Regions from separate parts of the Mus musculus genome. Here region 2 is linked to region 1. The links are chromatin loops, found by intact Hi-C in ENCODE. Cell type or tissue: gastrocnemius. All regions are shown on one strand.

Region 1 (8,000 bases):
TTCTGAGGGGTGGTCTTTGGCCCAATTGGATTAACATTTTTTTTTCAAAAAGGTTTTGAGCAGCTTTGAACGTTGGTGCTCCTCCCAGGCCAGAGAAATGGCTTCCCCTAATGGCCTCTACAGAGCCCTGATCAAGACTCCTGTAACACTGGTGGGCCCTGAGGGAGTTAGCCCAGGGTGAGAGTTGGCATGGTGCTTGCTACATGGTAGAAATGCAGTCCATTGTGAAGGCTGAAATACCTAAGGCTACAATGCCACAGGGTGTCTAGAGGAGGCTCTCACAGAACCTGGGGTTACAGATGGCTACCTCTTCTCTGTGTCCTCACACAAGAAAAGGGGAAGGAAGGAGGAGGAGGGCTGGGGCGGGGGGGGGTACTGTGTACCTGTGCACCCCCAGCCCCCCCCCCTCCCCGAGACAGAGTTTCTCTGTGTAGCCCTGGCTGTCCTGGAACTCACTCTGTAGACCAGGCTGGACTCAAACTCAGAAATTCGTCTGCCTCTGCCTCCCAAGCGGTCTCTTTTTATAAGTGCTCTACTCCCATCACAGTGGTTCCTCCCTCAAGATTCTCCCCCCTCCCCCCTCCCCCCTCCCCCTCCCCCCAGCCCACTTGAAATACCAGAGATCACATGGGGATTGAGGCTCTGCCTTGAGCCCTTTTGCACTGCTGTAATAGCAATACCGCTGACTCAGTGATGTATTAAGAACAGGCATTTCTTTCTTACAGTGCTGGAGCAGTTGTTCCCAACCTGTGGGTTGTGACCCCTTAGTGGTGGTGGTGGGGTCAAATGGCCCTTTCACAGGGGTCGCATAGCATATATCCTGCATCTCAGATTATGAGTCATAACAGTAGCAAAGTTACAGTTACGAATTAGCAACAAAATGATTTTATGTGGTTCACTCACCACAGCACAAAAAACCTTATTAAAGGGCTGAAGCACTAGGAAAACATTGCTCTAGAGGATGGGAAGTCCAAGGTTGAGAACTGCACGCAGTCAGCCCGCACCACCCTAAGGCAGCCACTGCACCATCCTATGGCAGAAGGTAAAAGAGCTCAAATTCACAGCCTCAACACTTTTTACCATGGGCATTAACCCATTAATGACGGCTGAGTTCTGGGCCCCACTCAACAGCAAGTCTTTAATGCTGTTGCCTTGAAGATTGCTTCATACACACTTTTGGGGTGCATACTTAAACCAACCAAGCTTCAATGCATGAATCTGGGGGACTGAACATGTAATCCACCCCAGGCAAAAGGGTTAAGGGTGTAGGTGTGTCGAACCTGCGGCCAAGAAGGGCTGTGAATATGGCTCGACACAAAACTGTTTCCACTGTAAACATTAAGCCATTTCTGGGAGGTTTTTGGTGTTTTATTGTTTTTTGGTTTTTGTTTTTCTAGAGTATGAACGTTGTGACACCTTCAATGTAACACAGTGTCCAAAGGTGGGACATGCCTGGCCAAGTCTTAAAGGTGGTTACAATAAACTAGAGAGACAAGAAGATACCTTGCCGTCCTTACACCTCACAGTTTGATGTTCTCACCGCAGACATTCAGCCCCAATCACGAGAATGATGCTCTAGCCAAGCAAGGGGTTCTCCTGTCCTGACTCTGAGACCCTGTAATACAGTGCCTCCCCAACCATAAAATCATTTTTGTTGCTACTTCATAACTGTAATTTTTACTGTTATGACTCATAATGTAAATAGACATCTGTGTTTTCCAAGGTCTTAGGTGACCCCCGTGAAAGGACCCCCAAGGGGGTCGAAATCCATAGGTTGAGAACCAGTACACTAGAGGGAGGTGGTGCAGAAGAGAACTTGTAGTTTGACCTTGAAGATGAGTGGAGACAGGAGACCAGAGAGGAGCTGAGAGGAACAGTTAGTATGTGGACTGTGGTCCAGAGTGGGGGCAGTCTGTGGGGGCTGACGTCAATGATGGAGTCTGCAAACCACCACTCCCCTGCGTCCTGGAAGCATTTGTAAGCCCTGGGCTTGAGAGACATATTCACAGTCTCTGAATCCCAAAATGCCTTCCCTGAAGGCTGACTTTGTGTCAATCTTGGATTGGATGCTTGCTTGAACCCAAAGCTTTGCAAAGCCCCTCTAAACAATCTCATGTTGACACCAATTTTCAGGGGCTAGAAGGGAGCTTCGTACATAGAAGCAGGGTGCTGACGAAAGTTGAAAATCCCAGCCTTGCTGTCTGATGGGTCAAGTGAGAGGTGAACTCCCTCACCTCTCACTTGCTATGTAACCCACATGCTTACCTGATATCAACCACACAATGCAGTGGTTAGGTACCAAGGCCTGAGAATGCAGGCTTCTCAGATGCTTCTCGGAGTCTCCGTGCTCCTGCTTCCTTCCCGGAGAGATGAAGATGAAGACACTAATTCCTATCTCAGGAAGTGATAGTATGAATTAGCTGACTTAACTCCAGGACCCTGTTTGTGCTGATTCATGGTGCACACAGTTACTAACTACACAGAGACACACACGCTAGTCATACTTGACCACACTCGTGGCTATTGCCTGATGGCCATGTCATGAGGCAAGAGGACGCCCAGGGCAGGGCTGGCAGGCAATAGGGCTCAACTGCAAATGGGGCATCTGTAGCAGCTCCTGAGCTGTGCTTTCCTCTGTAAAGTGGTGGCTACACGGCAAACCTTGTAAATCTCTTCAGGCAGCATGTGACATGTCGTCAACGCACTTCAGTAAGGGAAAACTGGATGCCACAAGTTAGCCCAAGGTCATGTGACTACAAAGTGGCATTGCTGAGATTTAAATCAAAGCCATCTGCCCCCAGATATATCTGTGTCCACACTTCAAATTGCTCAAAATGTAACTTGTCTTTATTCAGAGTGTTTCTCCACTATGGGCTCTTAACGGGGATTAGATGACATTTGCCAAGCGAAGGGTTAAATTTGCCTTAAGCCTAATTTTCAGTGAATTTTTTTCTCTGTCCTCCTTTGATAGACTAGCAGACCTTTCAACTGGAGATTATGTAAACAACAACAACAACAACAAAACTCGGCTTGAGCTGACATCTAGAAGTAACAGAGGTCAGGACTTCATGTGTCTTAGTGTCTAGTAGGCTCAATGTTCAATAACCACACACCGTAGCAAACCAGAAAAACAACAAAAGGCACCAAAGTGCCAGTGGCTGCTGCTGGTTGCAGGTGGTGTTCATTACCACAGAAGAACCCAGAAGTGGGTGGGGAACTTGAGGCAGCCTGTAGAGTTGAGGCAGGAATCCCTCGAGGTCAAGCCCTGCCTCTCAAAACTAAAAGTTCAGAGTAGGGTTTACTCTTTCATGGAATTACTGTAGAGCAGCACACTGGGTTGTGCGCATAAGCACACATCTGGGGGGCTGCTGACCGATTCTACCCTAACTGCTGACCCTAGTTATGTTTCTCTAGGCAACCTCCATGGCCCATCTTCTAAACACGGGTCATGTTCAAAGTGCACTGCACGAGCTGCCAGTGTGAAAAGAGCTGGGATATTTGTTAAAATGCAGGTGTCCCCACTTTTACTTAACAGGGTAGTGGGCTCTACATTTCTTTCACATCCTCCACGTGGCACTAGGCCAGCCACTGGGGCTGTACCAATCTCTCAGGCAAGGAGGCACCTTCCTGGGCCCCCGCTGCTCCGGGTCTGTCTGAGCTTTGCCTCCAGCCCCTCTAAGGGGTTGCGGTGGCTACTGGGCTTTCTAACCCATGCTAGCCGGGGGTAACTGGACCTCTCCCTCCCCTGGGGCGCTTCACAGAAGCCACCCCTAAGCCCTGTCCCTAACCCGTCCATTTCCACAACCAGGCCCGGCTGGGCCAAGGGCTGCATCCATGCGGGTGGGGCCATCTGGCCACACACCCGGCAGTGACTCAGCTCTGGCGGGCGGCGCACTGCTCCATGCCGTGCGGGGACAAAGCCGTGCCATCACGCCGCACCTGCAGGCCGCCCAGCACCCCCACCCTCTCCTCGTGGGTAGGGGTGGAGGGGAGGGAGGCCCAGACTGTTGCCAGGCAGGCTGGGCCCGCGGCGGCTGCGGTTGGCTCCCGGTCGCTCGCCGCCCCCGCACCGCCTCCGCGCACTGAGTCACCCCGCCCCACCGGCCGCCGCCCCGTGGCTCCCACACCTCTGAGCCTGCGCATACTGCTGCATTTTCCCCTACCCCACCCCCGTCCCTGTCCTCGCCCCATCCGCCGCTCCCGTGCGTGCGCGCGTGCGCGCGCGAACTAGGCGCCAGGCACTGGGAAAGGACGTCCGCGCTACTTTGTTGCCATCGCAACGTCAGGTACGCCCAGGAGTCCCCTCGAAACGGTCTTGCACTGTCGCTAGCCTGTCACCATGGCATCCTCTGTGATGCTGTTTGCACGCTCCTATCTAGGTTTTGGCTCTGCCGCAGTGACATCACTGTTCAGCACTGCCACCACCACCTTGCTTTTGCTCAATAGACCTCAAAGGTTGAACCCCGCGACATTCTCCTGGCGGCGGCAGCACAATAAAATAAAATAAAATAAAATAAATAAATAAACAAACAAACAAATAAATAAATACCAGATACCAGTCTGCACCCAGTCCCACCGACCCAGCCCACTCAGCGGTGTGTGACCCTGGCCTTGAGTAAAGTTCCCTAGGTGGTGAGTGTTGCTTGGGCCAGAGTGTGAAATAACCAAAGGTGCACGCCCTTGGGGTGTGTTTAAATGCAAGCCTTGGTTCAGAGGCCTGAGGAGGGGTCTGCAGAACTGCATAGCTAATCCTGATATAGATACGGGGAAAGGGAATAGAGCTAGGAGAGGGGGACTGGGTGTGGGGGGGGGGGGCGTGGAGCATCATGCTTCAGTCTTGTTTTATCCTCCAAAACAAAATGGTTTCTCACCATGCAGCTCAATGGTACAGTGCTTGCAAACATGGCCAAAGGCCTGACTGACCACCTGAATCTTCACTTTTGGTGATCGTGTGACACTGGGCAATGGGATTTATTCTCTAAACGCCTGGGTTGCTCCGTCTGTAAAATGGAGTTGCTCCCTGGGCTATCTCAGGACTGTGTTGAGGAAGCATAAGACAATGCAGTAAGCCTCAGCTCCGTGGCTGACTTCCCTGGGGGGTGTCCTTGTTACTCGTCAAAATCATTGCCAGCTTGAGGCCCTGTCTGTGCGGTTTAACTTGGACTTCTCAGACCTGAATACCTGGTTTACGCGCTCACATGGCCTGAGGAAGAGCTACCCAACCAGGTATGTTCATGATGGATTCCTCCTTTGTCGGACTCTCCTAAGACCCCACCCAGAGACTACATTAGAAACGAGAGGCAGTGGGTTAAAGCTTATCACCTTCCTCAGGACTGTAGGGAGGCCACTTGCCCTCCCTGAGGCTCCCTGAACAACCCCTGCCACACAATCTCTGATGGATGGCTCAGTACACAAGATTTTTTTAAAGGTAAGCTTGTTAATAGAATCCATAGATATCACTCAAGGGACCCAATGCTGACATCTGGGGCTCCTGTCCCAGGCCTACCTCCACCCCAGCCAGGTTTCCAGAGCACATTTGGATCCTGCAGTCCTATGGTGGTACTTGCTCCACACGCCCTTCCATACCCTGCCTTGACAGTAGGCTTTGGTAGCAAAGACTGTGTACTCCTTCACCTTGAATTCTCATCACCAAGCAAAATGACTGACAGGCAGTTTAAGTGATGTGCATTCTGTCATTGTATCAGTTCGAGACCAGCAGGAGGCTGCAGAGTGGATACTTCTCTAGGCCTCGGTTTTCTCATGGTTTGGATTAAATGTGACCTCTTAGGATGCCCCTGGCCCTAGCAGTCCTTAAGCTGCAGTTACACTTCTTCTGGTCATGGTCTACTGTGTTTTTCCATCCCAGGTATGCTGGATAGCTTTATGTCAACTTTATTTTTTATTTTTTTATATTTTTGGTTTTTCGAGACAGGGTTTCTCTGTGTAGCCTTGGCTGTCCTGGAACTCACTCTATAGACCAGGCTTGCCTTGAACTCAGAAATCTGCCTGCCTCTGCCTCCCAAGTGCTGGGATAAAAGGCTTGCGCCACCACGCCCGGCCTTTTATGTCAATTTAAAACAAGCTAGACTCATCTGAAAGGAGGAAACCTTTATTGAAAAATGTCTCAGCCGGGTGTGGTGGCGCACTCCTTTAATCCCAGCACTTGGGAGGCAGAGGCAGGTGAATTTCTGAGTTTGAGGCCAGCCTGGTCTAGAGTAAGTTCCAGGATAGTCAAGGTTACACAGAGAAACCCTGTCTCAAAAAACAAACAAAACAAAACAAAAGAAAAAGAAAAAAGAAAGAAAGAAAAATGTCTCCATGAGATTTGTCTGTAGGACATTTTCTTAATTAGTGATTGATAGGGGTGGGGCATTCCCTGGGCTAAAGACACCAGACTGAGCAAGCCACATGAAGTATGCCAGTGAGCACCCTTCCATGGCCTCTGCATCAGCTCCAGCCTCCAGGTTCCTACCCTGTTTGACTTCCTGCCTTGACTTCTTTCCATGGTGAAAGTGATTTGTAAGCATATGCCAAATAAACCCTATCGTCCTAGTCTTAGTTTGGGTTTCATCACTGTGAAGAAACACTAGGACCTCAGCAACTCTTGCAAAGGACATTTAATTGGGGCTGGCTTACAGTTCAGAAGTTTAGTCCATTATCATCATGGCAGGAAGCATGGCAGCATGCAGGCATACATGGTGCTGGAGAAGGAGCTGAGAGTTCTACATCTTGATCCACAGGCAGCAGAAGGACACTGCGTACCACACTGGATGTAGCTTAAGTACAAGAGACCTCAAAGCCTGCCCCTCCAGTGACACCTTCCTCCAACAAGGTCACACCTACTCCAACAAGCCACACCTCCTAATAGTGCCACTCCCTATGGCCAAGCATTCAAACAGCTGAGTCTATGGGGCCCATTTCTTTCAAACCACACTCCCCAAGTTGCTTTTGGTCTTGGTGTCTCATCACAGCAATAGACACCTTAAGTAGGACACCAGCACACCTTCCTGTGTTTAACCTTGAGTGTGTTGTATAAGATGACTGAACATGCCCTGCTAGTTAAAAAGGCCCCAACTCCTTACAGTTCTCGATGGGTTTTTCTGATGAGGGACTGACTGGCTCTGTCGTTGTTAGAGGCACACAGAGCTGGTTGTGCTTGGCAGATGAGGTCAGTTTTGCCTTCCTCGCTTGGCAATCACTGCGATGTCTGTCACATTGCCTCCAAGTGCTCTAAGGGACAGGCACCCCCTGCCCCTTCCTCTTACCCACAGTCTGTCTTGGCAGACGGTATGTGTAGATTGCTTGTGTTAAGGGAGGGTGTCTCACCTGTACTAGACTCAATTGATCAGGGAACCACTAGACTGTCACCATCTGAAGGAACAGACAAGTGGTGCCAGTCCATGTCCCACAAATAACTTCTCCTGTTACTAGTAGGGATGAGAGAATGAGGGAAATGTGATCTCTAGGGGAATCTTTTCCCTTTCAGCCCAAGTGGCCATGGTGGGATTTTCTGTAACTTTAGCCCAACACTTGGCTATCTGCCACTACCAAGACACCACACGAGGTAGATTGGCAAAGATATTTACATACAAGGGGCTGTTGAGTCTTTCAAAGGAAATTTGTTCCACGTCCCTTGAATTCAGGCAGGCCCTTCGACTGGATGGGTCTCAGTGAGACAGAAAGATGCAGTTTCTGTTTTTGATCTTGGCAGAGGCAATGAGCAGTGCCAAGCACTGAGCTAATGAGCTCTGAGATCTGGCCAGTCTGGCCATCTCACTTGGAGCCATCCTGACCCTCACTGTCTGGCTGAACACTGCCCAAAGCCCTGGCTCACAGAGCTGAGAGCAGCAATGGCTTCTGGTTTAAGCCATGGCATCTTCAGGCGGTTTTCTAGGCAGAATGTGATGTTGATTCTTTCTTCCCTCTCCAAGTTTAGAACAACATCTCCTAAGATTGCTCAAGGTTCTTTATACAAGGGACTCTCTCAACATCTCACCCCC
Region 2 (8,000 bases), 69 kb before region 1:
CCTGCAAGATCCTTCCTGACTCACGCTGGAAACCACAACCGCCTAAACAAACCAGAAGGGACCCTGGACCTACTGATGGGAGGAAGGAAAATGGATAACCAAGAAAGACACTGGTTCTGCAACGTTGTAGTAATTGTTTATGAAGAACTGGCTGGAAAACAGATAGCAGAGATAGTATCTTATTTAATACATCAAATCAAGCACCATTGTTTCCATCTACAGATAAGGAAACAATAAATATTTTCCAGGTAGTATCTGGTTAAGTCAGAGATTGAGCTCAGACAGGACGGCTCACTGATGGGTGCTCGACCTCAAGGACTTTGGGTGATCTTAGGTGCTGGAGATCAGATAGGGTGTTGGACAGGAGACCAAGGTGCATCCTGGGTAAGATGGAGCAGAGAGCTGGTCTGGGCCCATCAGTGCTTCTAGAAGTAGCAGGTCTCAGATCACTGATAGTCCATTGATGGTGAATGGCCTGGAACACAGTATTCTGGGACATCCATTTTAAAACTGCATTATCTTAGTTAGAGTTTTATTGCTGTGAGGAGACACCAAGACCAAGGTAACTCTTATAAAGGAAGCATTTAATTGGAGTTGACTTACAGTTTCAGAGGTTCAGTTTATTATCATGATGGTAGGAAGCATGGCAGCATCCAGGCAGACATGGCACTTTAGGAGCCAAGACTTCTACATCTTGATCCACAGGCAACCAGGAAGAGACTGTCTCTTCTGAAGGCAGCAAAGAGGAGGGAGGTCTCTTCCTCACTGGGCAGAGCATCAAAGCCCACCTCGACAGTGACACACTTCCTCCAACAAGGCCACACCCACTCCAGCAAGACCACACCTCCTAAAAGTGTTACTTCCCATGAGCCAAGCATTCAAACCACCATATACATCTTCTCCAGGATGTTTGTATTGTCAGGGTTTAATCATCACCCAGATGATGCTGGCACATAACTGGCATTCAGTGCAGAGATGTTCAGGGGAATGAAGGAACACACACACACACACACACACACACACACACACACACACACACACCTCCATAGAGAAATACCACAAGTCTATAAAGCCTCTCTGTCTCTCGCTGTCTCTCTCTGTCTCTATGTCTCTCTCTCTGTCTATCTGTCTCTCTCTGTCTCTATGTCTCTCTCTGTCTCTCTCTGTCTCTATGTCTCTCGCTGTCTCTCTCTGTCTCTATGTCTCTCTCTGTCTCTCTCTGTCTCTATGTCTCTCGCTGTCTCTCTCTGTCTCTATCTCTCTCTGTCTCTCTCTGTCTCTATGTCTCTCTCTGTCTCTCTGTCTCTCTCTGTCTCTATGTCTCTCTCTGTCTCTGTCTCTATCTCTCTCTGTCTCTATCTCTCTGTCTCTGTCTCTCTGTCTCTGTCTCTCTGTCTTTCTCTGTGTGTGTGTGTGTGTGTGTGTGTGTGTGTGTGTGTGTGTGTGTATGTGTGTGTGATACTGGCATGGGGGAATATCTGGTTACTTTCACTTTTGCTGGGCTTCTGCTTGCAGGTCACTACAGTCTCAATACCTGGTGCCTGCTGTCCCTTGAGGTGTGAGGACAGCAGTGACTCAAACACTCCCTAAAACGAGAAGCCTGCGACAGATATGGCACTCAGAATGCCTGTGGCCTGGAAGCTCGCTTTATAAGCTAGCAGGATTTCCAGCTTGAAGTGAGCCTAACCCTGTCTCAGGGCCCTTGGTTTGTGAGGTCACTCTGGTCATCTCTAGTTGAGAGACTGGAGCTGGTCCACCCATGGCAAGCCAGAGTTTTCTAAATCTGTCTCTGGCCAATTGAGAGGCATTGTTATTCCAGGCCTCTGTGGTGAGGGTTGGCACTCCAAACTCTGGTTTGCGTATAAAGATGCTGGAGCCATGAGCTCTTTTCTAGCACGTGCCACCCTTAACCCCTCACTTCAGCAATTAGTATAAAGTGTACCCATTATCTTTACAGTGGCTTGGAGATTAAACCTTAATTTGGGATGTTATTTCTGTGGCTTTGCCTAATAACATTTCTACCTGTCCCAACACCAGGAGGCCAGAAAAGCCACAGGCTCCCTTAGAGCACCGAGGGCTCTGTTTTGTTATGTTCACCTCTGTTCCGATTCATCTGGTCAGAGGTGGTTTTCACAAGACTGTCTTAATGGTTTTCTAAGGGACAGCTATCTCTGGAATAGGTCAGATGTGATGTAAGAGAAAAGCTGAGCCACAGGAAAAATATTCAGACTTCACTCGAAAATGCAGCAGCGAAGAGTTCATAACTCTGCTCTTCCTGGGGCACCCAGTGTTAGCTGGGAACAGGGTAGGTCTGGGTTCAAGTCCCCGGCTCTGCCAGCATTCCATGTGCTCCTTGGACAGGTCTGGTATTCTCTTTGCACCTCAGTGTGCCCAGCTGTGGAATGGGCTGCAGAGAAGTTCTGTGTGGTTCAAGACCACCCACAGCTGACTTGGTGCACGATAGTGGTGATTTTCATCTATCACTGATGGCCACCTTCAGCCTGTATTTGGCCAATGAGAGCCCAGAGATTGCAGCATTTTGCTTTTAGACTTAGAAAGTGTGACAACAAGCCTTGGTGACTCGTTGGTGTCTAAGAGAATCTTTCAGACAACTCAACCATGGTCTGGGTTTCCTCCCAGACCTCTACTCATGAGGTATGTGGGAAGTTACAACAGCATTTGATGTGGGGGGGGGGGGGGGGGCAGTATTCAGAGGAACCAGGAGGGTGTAACATGAGTCAGAGGGGTGGGAAGAACAGTTTGTGTTTTTTATATTGTGTGCACAGCTCCCTTGGATCTACTGTGTAGGTAAGCCAGACACAAGTCTATCTGTCACTCAGCAGTCTGTCACTCAGCTGCTCACCTTCTCCACGACCAGCTGCCACGCAGGTTCTTCTCCCATGCGTACTCCTGAGTCTGCTGTGGCAGGGTCGCTGTGATCCAACACACTGCTTTCCCTGAGGAGTGGGGAAGACTGGGTAACTGAGGGACAGTGTGCGGGAATGGAGTGGGGCAGGGCAGACGGATGGGTTCAAACAGACAGCAGAAAGGGCCAGCGTCTGTTTAGCAAAATGGCCAGCACATGGGCTCACAATGCCAATGATAATCCCCAAGGCAGCTCCGACAGGTGGTGATGGTGGTACAAATCCAACACTTGCCTTGATTTTCTAATGGCTTAGAAACTTCCACTGTATGTATGTGTGTGTGTGTGCTTGCAATTGTTAATTCGTGTGTGTTGGTGCACATGTGCACATGTGTAAGAGTCAGTGCCTACACATGAGGAGGTCAGAGGACACCAGGTGTCACACCCTATCATTTACCACTCTTTGTATACCCCTGACAGCACTGGTCTCACAGGCTCATAGGTGGCCCTGCTTGGGGGTCACCTACATGGCTGCTGGGGATGTGACCTTGTGTTTGCACAGCAGATATGCTTATAAGCTAAATCACACTCCCTGGCCCAGATAGGTAATAGTGATTGTCACCTTGGTCACCAAGGAAAATAACCTCTGAGCAATGCATGGAGGAGTTTTTAGATGATGTGATTGGTTGAGGTGGGCGGCTCTAACCCTGAGTGCTGTCTGCACCATTCCCCAGGTTGCACCTGGACTGAATAAAAGGAGCTGTCTGTCTGAGCACCTGGCGACCCACCATGTCCATGCATCCCTCTCACCTCCTGACTAGTTGTGATCAGCCTCTTTAACTCCTATCTCCATGGCTTCCCTGCTGTGATGGACTGTACGCTGGAACCGTGAGCCCGATGGCCCTTCCTTCCTAACGTTGGTTTTGTCACAGCAACAATTAAACCAATACAATCCCTGACACAGTAATGTTTCTCTCAGAAGAAAAGCCTCTGTGAGGCCTAAGTACACTCAGGCCTCTGCTCTCCCTGTGTCGGGCTCCGGACACAGACACTCCAGGGTGGTATGTGGGAAGCCCTGGCTTGTTCACCTTTACAGCTTGGGAAGGAGCAACAATTCCTGCTCAGAATTCTCCTTCTCTTCCATAGCCTAGCCCTCAATTCCCCAAGAGCCCAAGAGAAATTCCACCTGCTAACTAACATGCTCATATAGTCTCAGCAGGAGAGAAGAAAGCTGCATGTCCCCTCTGGTCATTCCTGTAATTAAAGCTGGGAACATTTGTTAGTTCCTGTGCAGGTGGGGAGATGGCAAGGAAATAAGAGGGCAGTGAGTTAGTCACCTGCAGCCTGAGCCAGGGTGCTCCTAATGTCTACAGCCTTTTCTCTGTCAAGGGCAGGGGTGACATGGAGACTGGGGCTAGTTCCACTCACAGAATAAACTGTGGCTGCTCACAAGTGTGCAGAAGTTAACGGATGCTGTGTGGCTTGCCCTACTAAGAGAATATGCTGTGTATCTTCTTACATGTTAGATCTCTTCTTGATTAAAGTAGCCTTTAGCTACTTAGTCAGACCAGTTGCTTTGCTCCATCAACCCTCAGAAAGCAGGCTTGTGAGACAATGGAGACCAGCCCTGCTGTCACACTGGGATTACCCAATGAAGGAGGGCATGGGTGACCCATCAGGTCCATGCTCATAGGCTGCTCATCTGTATCCTGAAACACTGAAAGGAAGCGGTCAAACAGAGCGTCTCAGCATGGCCAATGTGACTGCCCCGCACACGCATCCACCCAAGAAACCCAGAATCATCCACTTAGAGCTTTCTGAATATCTACTAGAATAGTTGTGGCAATAGCTTTAGCTACTCCAGCCTCCGGCAACCTGTGCTGTGACACGCATCCAGAGTCACATGACCGCTCCCAGGGGTGGGGGGGATGTCTACTTGTCAGCCTGGCCGCAAGAACAGACTGTCTTCTCTGTAACAGGTCCAGAAGCCTAGCTGTGCATTGGTGAGCGCAGTCTAAGTCATGTGATCACTCTTGCCCTATTGCTGTGCCTAAACATTAGTTCTGTTTGGCTTTGCCTAGGTTAAGTGTCTATTTGCAGAAAGTTAGAAGTCAGATTCTCACAATCATATGAATTCTCTGAAAGACATTTTATTTAAAATGAAATGGGGGAGGAGCAAAAGTCAGAAGGTGGTGACTACACAACCCAAGCCATACAAGTTCCAGAGCTGGACAGCCCAACTGTTTTCTAGCCATCTGGACTTGGATAAAGCCACCACACTTCCGAGTTTCTGTATTAGAGACTGGAGTCTTTGCTTTCTCCCCACAGGCTTATATCCTGTTAGATATACCTCTTGATGCTGCTGCATACTGCAGTCCCAGCCACCCAGACCAGGCCGTTGGCAATGGCCATTGGCTTCTGCTAGTCCTCATTTGTGTCTGCCAGCCTTAGCCTTACTGTTACCTCCTTGGTTGAGTCATAGCATCTCTTCCTGGAGGAAGTAGACTCTTAACTGTCATTCTTTCCTGTTAGCCTTGCCCTTCTCAAAACCAAGTAGGTCTTTCCATAGCTAACACAGGACCAAATGACTCACCTGCTTAAATCATGCGTGACTGCCCAGTACCTTCAGGATACGTTTTATCTTTATTTGCTGTGGACGGGTGTGATGTGTGTAGGTGTATCAATTCAAGTGTGTGGGCACACACATCTGTGCGTGCGTATCGTGTGGAGGCCAGAGGTTGGTGTTTAGTGACTTTCTTGATTACCTGCCACATTATGTATTGGGGCAGTGTCTCTCTGTTGAACTCAGAGCTTGTCAGGTCCCTCACTTAAACCTAGAGATGGCTGATTCAGCTTAGCTAGCTAGCCAGCTTGCCTCAGGAATCCTCGGCCTCCTCTCCGGGGTAATGAGATTGCAGGAAGGCCACCACACCCACCCAACATTTACACGGGCGCTGGAGATCTGAACTCCATCCTTATACTACTTAGGTGGCAATCGCTTTACCTGCTGAGTCGTCTTCCATATCACCAAGACTTTAAACTTGGCCTACTGTGGGGAAATACTTGCCTAGCACATAGGATGTGCTGGTACCATACAAACAAGCACAGCAAGCAAAGGAAGTAACCTTCCTGGGGCTGCAAAGCTCTCCCTTTTGTGCACAGGCCCTCGTCTGGCTCGGGAATCATTTCTCTGGCTTTCGTAGCTCACCTGTACCACTCTGACTGTGATGTTTGCATGCATTCATGACTCTCTCCCCAGGCTGGAGTTCTGTAACAGAAAGGATTTTGTAGTTTAACATTCAACCGCCCATTCCAAGCCCTTACAGTTTGCTCCCTTGGTGGATTCGGAAAGCTCTGAATGCTCCCATGACACTTTCTTGTAACTGGAATGCAGGTTTGTGCTACAGTTCCATCAGCTGTGTGAGGCTTCAAATGGACGCCAGCAATGAAGATGGCATCTTTTGGGAACCTCGGTAGGTGCATGCTTCTTCAACCTGTGTCAATGAGGCTTCCAAGCCAATGTCTCAGAGCCCTTGATCTACTTCCTTAGTCCATCCAGCGCTTAGTTACATTGTTGCTGCCTTTATATAGATGCCAGCACTGCCTGCCCCAAGATGCTATTATAATGAATGAATGAATAAATAAAAATAATAAAAGCTATCCGGCTTAAACTAAAGGGACACAGTTGTCTGCAGACAGTATCTTGGTGACTATAGATCATGTCGAATACATTCGTAATTTCAGTGTCCAGGACAGTGATAACCCAGAATTGCTTCCACGTGCTTGCTGAGTAAATGGACACATACCCTTCTCTTTCTGCTCTTGGGGTATTCACTATATGCCAAGAGAGTCACCAAGGATAATAAATGGCTCAAAGCAACCGCAGCAACAATTGTCTGCCATGTAAGTGCCAAGGTCAGAGCACCAAGATGTCCTTAGAGTGAGAACTTTTGTGACAGTCTTTGATTGTAGATACCATGGAACTGGAGTACAGCTTGATGGTAGAGCACTTCTCATGCGTATAGGGCCCTGAGTTCAATCCCTAGCCCTGCAGGAAGAGCAAAAGAAAAAAAGAAAATGGTTTACATAAATCACAAACACATCAGCCAGCCACATTTGGAGAACATATGTTTATCTCACAAGATATTCCAGGTAGGTTGAACCATGAAGATGAGACCCAGGTGTGGTGGTGCACACCTGTAAGCCAGCACTGGGGAGGCAGAGGCAGGCAGATCTTGTGAGTTCAAGGCCAGCCTGGCCTATATAGCAAATTCCAGAACATCTAGGGCTATACAGGCCAGCCTGAGACCTTATCTCAAAAACAACGAACAATAACCCCAGAAAGTTGAAAGCAGAAGTCAGCGTTTACAAAGCATCAGATATGGAGAAACTGAACATTCTGCAGCACTGCCTGGATATCTGATGTCAAACCACCTCCCTCACTCACTTTATCATCTTTACTTCTCATGCTATTATTCCTACATTACTGGTCAAGTAAGTTTTCAAGGTTGTAGGTAGCAGAATTCATCCAAATTGAACTCTCACTGAGCAACAAGCAAAGCAGACTATATCTTCATATTTATTTAAAAAATGGGTGTTGGACATTAATAGGATGAGATTACAGCCAAAGAATTGGGTAAAGGGATGCTAACTGGAAAAGTGTCTTAAGAACCCGGAAGAAGGGCTGCAGATGTAGCTTAGGGACAATGTTTGCCTAGAGACTCCAGATTTGAGCCCCAGCACAGCAGCTCAAACAACCAATCATCCAACCAGTCAACCAGCAATAAATCTAGCTGTTGAATGCCTCCAGTAGTGGGAATAGGGTGCGCTGACTAGTACTGGGAACTGTTTCACAAGCACCAGCACCAAACTTGACACCAAGCACCTGTTGAGGGTTAAGGGTGTAGCCAAGGCAGGCATTTGGGCAACTGGAGAGATGCTGGTACCATTAGCAAAAAATAGCAAAGCAGATGAAGAAGCTGGGGGAGGGTTAATGGTATGGGGTTTCGATGCCGCTAAGATTTCATCCCTTCAGAACAATAGCTAGAAGTCACCAAGCTATGCATGTGCCAAAAGCTGAGGTCTCCGTGACCCTGGAGCCCCACAGGCCTGGTGCCCCTGGAGTCTTGGCAACTGT

The links. Hi-C counts contacts between places; a loop is a spot of excess contacts. Peaks named below come from ENCODE experiments on the same cell type or tissue, not always from the same donor. Only the 100,000 strongest peaks of a DNase experiment are listed, where the experiment ranks them.
Region 2: a loop joins it to region 1, with 2.5 times the contacts of the local background. A loop is called at or near these places in 6 of 42 quality-filtered maps.

Annotation. Positions count from the first base shown.
Region 1 is chr15:36,934,733-36,942,732 of GRCm38, forward strand. Gm34590 (a long non-coding RNA gene) reads left to right here and starts at 3,263. Exons shown (of 8, transcript XR_875167.3): 1 at 3,263-4,286; 2 at 4,879-5,428; 3 at 7,932-8,000. In gastrocnemius, no CTCF peak of the experiment used is centred here; DNase peaks (open chromatin) are centred at 3,258, 3,638, 4,071, 5,041 and 2 more places; H3K4me3 peaks cover 1,477 bases; H3K27ac peaks cover 3,470 bases.
Region 2 is chr15:36,865,507-36,873,506 of GRCm38, forward strand. It overlaps Gm41299 (a long non-coding RNA gene), which reads left to right and starts at 2,216. Exons shown (of 2, transcript XR_875154.1): 1 at 2,216-2,655; 2 at 3,598-3,822. It overlaps Gm10384 (a long non-coding RNA gene), which reads right to left. Exons shown (of 2, transcript XR_875155.3): 2 at 4,994-6,911. In gastrocnemius, no CTCF peak of the experiment used is centred here; a DNase peak (open chromatin) is centred at 4,780; H3K4me3 peaks cover 239 bases; H3K27ac peaks cover 544 bases.